Regions from separate parts of the Homo sapiens genome. Here region 1 is linked to region 2. Evidence: chromatin loops called from intact Hi-C (ENCODE). Cell type or tissue: endothelial cell of umbilical vein. All regions are shown on one strand. Links, peaks and the distances in the headings refer to the core of each region. The heading gives the core; the rest is flanking DNA.

Evidence for each region. Hi-C counts contacts between places; a loop is a spot of excess contacts. Peaks named below come from ENCODE experiments on the same cell type or tissue, not always from the same donor. Only the 100,000 strongest peaks of a DNase experiment are listed, where the experiment ranks them.
Region 1: it touches region 2 in a loop (3-fold over the local background); 5 of 110 quality-filtered maps call a loop at or near these places.

What each region holds. Positions count from the first base shown.
Region 1 is chr12:11,862,856-11,865,772 of GRCh38, reverse strand. The region is part of intron 4 of ETV6 (ETS variant transcription factor 6); the gene reads right to left. Among named protein-coding and RNA genes, the nearest start is that of BCL2L14, 210 kb to the left of the region's middle. In endothelial cell of umbilical vein, for the core only: no CTCF peak of the experiment used is centred there; DNase peaks (open chromatin) are centred at 1,612, 1,972, 2,062 and 2,742; H3K27ac peaks cover 2,046 bases.
Region 2 is chr12:11,813,223-11,816,139 of GRCh38, reverse strand. The region is part of intron 2 of ETV6 (ETS variant transcription factor 6); the gene reads right to left. Among named protein-coding and RNA genes, the nearest start is that of ETV6, 170 kb to the right of the region's middle. RefSeq lists a silencer at 1,451-1,745. In endothelial cell of umbilical vein, for the core only: no CTCF peak of the experiment used is centred there; DNase peaks (open chromatin) are centred at 1,589, 2,439 and 2,579; H3K27ac peaks cover 1,495 bases.

The sequences.
Region 1 (2,917 bases), core at 311-2,810, 50 kb before region 2:
AAACTATGTACAGGGGGAGATTATACTAATATACTATATATGCATAGTATGATATATAGTATATATATACACACACACCATATATACTATATATGATTATAGTATATATGATATATAGTATATACTAATACTATATAAGTATATACTTACATAGTATATATAAGCCTACGCTAATATATATAATATATTATATATACGAATATACTAATTATGGCTGACTTCTTTAAAAAAACCTGAAGAGAGGGACTGCTCAAACACACACACAAGAAGGTTGCAGATGGGAACCTATAGGTTGAAAAAAACTTAAGAGATACGTTAACCATCTGCAATGTATAGATGTTGTTTGGATTCTGATCCAAACTGTAAAAAACATTTATGAGATGGTTGGCAAAAAGTGAACACTAGCAGATTATTTGATGATACCGAGGAACTACTAGTTTTCAAGTGATATGATGGTTCTATTATGATTTTATAGTCTTTTTTTGAGACCTATGTTGACACTATTTTTTTTTTTTTTTTTTTGAGACGGAGTCTCGCTCTTTCACCCAGGCTGGAGTGCAGTGGCGTGATCTCTGCTCACTGCAAGCTCCACCTCCCGGGTTCACGCCATTCTCCTGCCTCAGCCTCCTGAGTAGCTGGGACTACAGGTGCCCGCCACCATGCCTGGCTAATTTTTTGTAGTTTTAGTAAAGACAGGGTTTCACCATGTTAGCCAGGATGGTCTCGATCTCCTGACCTCATGATCCGCCCACCTCAGCCTCCCAAAGTGCTGGGATTACAGGCATGAGCCACCGCGCCCAGCCTGTTGATACTATTTACAAGGGAAATTATATATCTGAGATTTGCTGTAAAATAATCTGGGATGGTGAAGGAGAGAGGAGGTAGACCACAGAGGAAGACATGATTGGCCTTGAGTTGATCATCAAAACTGGTGATGGGTACATGGTGATTCATTACACAATTCTCTTTACTTTTGTATAGGTTTGATATTTCCTGTTATAAAAAGCTTTTTTTTTTTTAAAGTGCTTAATTAACCTTGCAAGGATATAGGTTGGAAAGACAAGCACTAACTTCCTCACTTTAACCCAAATGCATAGAAATGCTTACTGGGCACCAACTAAAATGATCTGTAATCTTTTGTAGACAAGGCAAACTTTCCTTTTATAGATAATATGGATGTCAATTCTGCTGCCCATAGAAATGTATTTATCTTTTGTCCCTGGTCCACTTTTCATTTGTCACAGAATATGATCACTGTAAACAACTATTGAAGACAGTTCCAGTTTGAACTTTCCTATATTTTCTTCTAAATGCCATTTACAGAATGTCTCTCTTTACTTAAAAGCTTATTAAGGCTTAAAAATACTTAAGGATGATGAAGACCATGTATTGAAAAATCCCATTTCCTGAATCCATTTCCCATCTTATAAATTTCAAAACGGTCACAGGCGTTGGTCAGTAATCTGGTTACCTGCAGGCTTTCTTTGATGTCCTGGGCTTCAAGGCTTAGTGTGTGGGTGTGCACTCAGGGCAGGCCTTAGGAAGTCTGGGAGGACCAGGAGAGGAAGAACTTTCATGCCAAGGGTAAAGGAGGAACTGATGTAATGTCCTGGAGAGATTTCACTCTCCGTTCCTGCCCAGACCTTGGGAACAATGCAGGAGGGTGATAGTGCTTTGGATAATCCAACTCAGATTTTACTTTGGACTCAGGATCCAGGCAGGAACAGGACTTGGAGGAGCTTGATTTATTTATTTCTCCACAGATATCACTCAAAGAGGAAGTACTTGATGAAGCTGATAACATTAACAGTAGAGAACTGGATCCGAGGGTATTTAATTCCAGGCTCCTGGTGGTCTGGGCACAACCACTGTCAAGGCTGAGAGGCCTGCAATGAGACCCTGCAAGCTTTGTTTCAGTCTGCAAAGCAGTGCCCATGTATGGAGTAGGCTATGACATTCTCAGCCTGCTGCCTGCCGCCTCTGTTATTATAAGTTGGCAGCAGGGCATGGAAACTTACGAGACCAGAGCCGGCAGGCAGAGAAGCTCCGGACACAGGAAATGCACTGAGCGGACAGTGGGTGCATTAAATCCCCCAGATGTAGGAGTCTTCTGTCTAAAACAAGAAGATTTTTTTGGTCTGGCCTTGATGTCTGGGTTTGTTCTTGGTGAGCTGCCCAGCTGGAAAACTGGGAAATTATCCACATTGCCCTCATTCTGAAGGTCTTGATATGGAAGGGAAATATACAAGGAAGAGGGAGGGAAAGCCAGACATAATTAGTCCATGTGGGCACAGAAGGAAGGGAGGAAGAAAGACCAAGGACTGGCAGGGAACCGTCATTCTGGTTGGAAGTGTTTTCTGATCCCAAACCTTTTTCCTTGTAGACCTCTGTCAGACACAAATAATCCCTTCTTCTCACTGCCAAACGGCCTAAAATAAACCAGGACTTTAAGTGGGGTAATTTTCTTTACAAAAAGGTCTGATTTCTTATCCTTTCCTCTTATTAGAAAAGTTTCTCTACTTACAATTCATAAAAATTTGACCCAATTTAACCATGCTATAAATAATAAATAACCAGTAAACCTAAACAAACAGACAAAAAACTGCCTTTAGTGAAAGTTTTGACCGATAAGTTTCCAGGGAGAGCAAAGGCTAAGATCAAGTTTGCATCTCACACACCAGGATCACATTTCCACCACCGTGCTTTCCCTAAGCCCACGGATGCTGGTCAGAGAAGAAGGTCACCAGGGAGACGCAAATCAACAGGCCCAGGAGGTAATGCTCACTCAAGCCTCAGTCCACTGGGTTTCACTTTCTCCCTCTCCCAGTCATTTTGTTAAAAATTAGTGGGAAGTATGAATGATACACAGAGCTAGACAGAAGTCATAAGCTCAAGGTCTTGAGGTGGAATTCAAACT
Region 2 (2,917 bases), core at 183-2,682:
CACACTGACATCTGACAGTTCTCAGAGGCACTGCATTCTCTGGCCTTCGCATGTGCCACCCCTTCTGCCTGGGATGAGAGACTTGGCAGACTGTTTTCTGCCTGGTGAACCACATACACTTCAAAATATACGGATATTCCTTACGGGTCACTTTCAGCATGAAGTCATCTATAACCTGCCATCCCAGGAAGGATTAAACGCACCATCTTCAGAGGTGTTGAACAGCAAAAAAGCAGAAACTGTAATAGAACTGCCTTCTGTATCATTTTTGAGTTTTAAACCCTTCAATAACTGCAGGTTCCAAGAGTTTCTACTATACCCAGCATACTGTCCCTCTGCCCGTCAAACGAATTTATTTGTTGTGTCCTGTTCACAAATATCCCCAAGCCTAAGTCATCACACACATCAAGCTCTTCACCTGGATGTCTTTCTGCCCTGAGCCAAATTAGGAGAAATGGCTGGCAATACTCCACAGTTTGCAAAGTGCTCTCAAACACATCATCTCATTTGGCCTTCACAGTCACCAGGTGAGTCAGCTGCATGGGCATTATCATTCTTACTTCCAGCTGAGCCACCTGAAGGGAACGGGGCTAAATGGCTTGATCAAAGTGGCCCAAGTAGACGGAGGGCCAGGATCAGAATAGAGATCTTCTGGCTGTCATTCCAGGGCTTGTCTAATGCACCAACTTGCAAATCAGAGGTGGCACCACGGGTCGGTGTCCTCCAAGAGGACTCTCCATGTGGACCAGTTGCCTTGCAGGGTGATCCTATTCTATTAGGGTATGATGGGCATCAGGAAATCATGGAGAAGGAATTAGAACCTTGTGTTTTAGTCCTGGCTTTGCCCCCTGCCTTGCTTGGATAGGACTCAGCTAAGGCACTCACTGTCTTTGAATTTGTTTTCTCATCTGGAAAGTGGGAGTAACTTCTTTTTTTTAATCATGCCCATCTTGCTGTGAGATCAAATGAGGCCATGGATGTGAAGGTTCTTCGACATGACTATAAAACATCACTAAGTCCTAAGTAGGTATCCTATTCTGGGGCGTGATTTGACTTCTCCTGGGAAGTATGTGAACTGATGAACCACAGGAAAGTGGGGTGCATCATTTTCTGTTGTGTTAGGGCCTCTGTTTCCTTCTCCTTTAGGCTTTTGCTGGGACTGAGCTCTGGGTTTTCTGCGCTGAAGCTGCAGAAGCAGCCCCCAGACCCTGCCCCTGTACCACAGCCACCTTGGATGGCAGTTCACATCACACTCCCCGGGAAGGGCTGGATGCAAGGCAGAAGCAGGCGAAAAGAGGGGCATTCTGCTCACATTTCTTTCCCTGCAGTACATTTTTGTCTTAACCCCTGCATTCCTAGACATCTGTACCCTTTTAATTTCTTGGTGAAAGCCTCCTCGTTGTATACTGCATTTATGTTTCTGCATAACATTTCCTTAAAGGAAAATGATGCAAACCACATCTCACAAAGCCTGAGAGAGGGCTGCAGAGCTTGACAAGGAGAGCCATCGATCTGAGCCCTTTATGATGTGGATGCTAAGCTATGCCAGCCTCTGAATGCTGGTGTCAGACCCAGGCATGACTCACAACACACACAGCTGGGCTAAGATCATAGAGAAATAGTGGAGAGTGTTTGGGGTGATCTGTCTCACACTCACTTTGGTGAACACATTTATGATCTTTCATGTCTGCAATACTTACTCTGAAAAAAAAATTTGTTTACCTGTCAGGTTTGAGATCGAATGATCTGTAGTTTGAACCCAAAGTATTGAAAAAAAAAATTTTTTTTTACAAGGTTTTGTTTACAAAGCCAAGAAAAGATAAAACATTTTAAGTTGGTACTGCCCTCGAAAATTATGGTGGATGTACACTTGGACTTTCTAAAACAAGATCTGAATAAAATAAGACACTTAACATGAAAAACTCTATTTAACACAATTTAATCTTTCTTTGATTCCTGAGTGGGTAATTCGGCATTTTACAGAACTTTGGGGTCACCATTATAAATATCAGCTGTCACTGTACTGGTAAAATATAAAATGTACCAGTTAATAATAGCTTTGCAATTCACAGAAAATCAGATAATGGAGGTTTTACCGTAACTGGAATTATGATGTTAAAAGAATCAATGCACTTTTCCAAAAGAGCCTAAATCATTTCTAGGAAATAATTCATGCCTTGTAAGAATTTACAAGGAAGTGCTTGATACTCCCTGGAAAAAATCAGTAGTTCTTCATTATTAAGTTTTCATTTTGCATGTGTACTTCATTGTATTATTATTGTGGTTAATCCTATGTCCACGGCCCTGGCCTCGAACCACACAGGCTCTTCTTAAATAAAGTGGAAGATTTCTTTGGCCTGTCCTAAATCCAAGGAACAATATGCAACTCTGCAAGTGCATATCACAAGAAGTCTTTTCAAGGTCGTGCTCTTGGTGACCCTTTGTTTAAAGGAATTTGGGCTGGATTTATAGTTGTCAGTTCTGAAGAATCAGGAAAGGGCAGGCCGTGAAGGGGTGGGGGAGGAAAAGAGAAGGAAAGAGGGAGGGAGGGAGGGAGGCAGAGGCTCATACCACACAGTACTGAGCCACCAAGGACAGAGTTTCTACACTGTTTCATTAGAACATGAAATCTACTCTGTTGTCTATGCGTCTGCTGTGAGCTGAAAAGAAGTCAGTTTACTTCCTCAGCATCTGGGGTCCCATAATTCTGAGTCGTGGCCACATTACCTCTGCTACTGAAAAGGCAAGAGCTGGGTTGCTCAGACAGCCCCGCAGTTCACACTGCCTGTGCTGCAGGCAGGAAGGTTTCCACCCAAAGGCCGGCAGAGGGAGGGTGTGCCCCTGGCGGGTGGGCTGGGGCTGGGGTGAGGAGGGGCAGGGAAGAAAGGGAAGGAGACTTCCTTTTTAATGCTGGTTC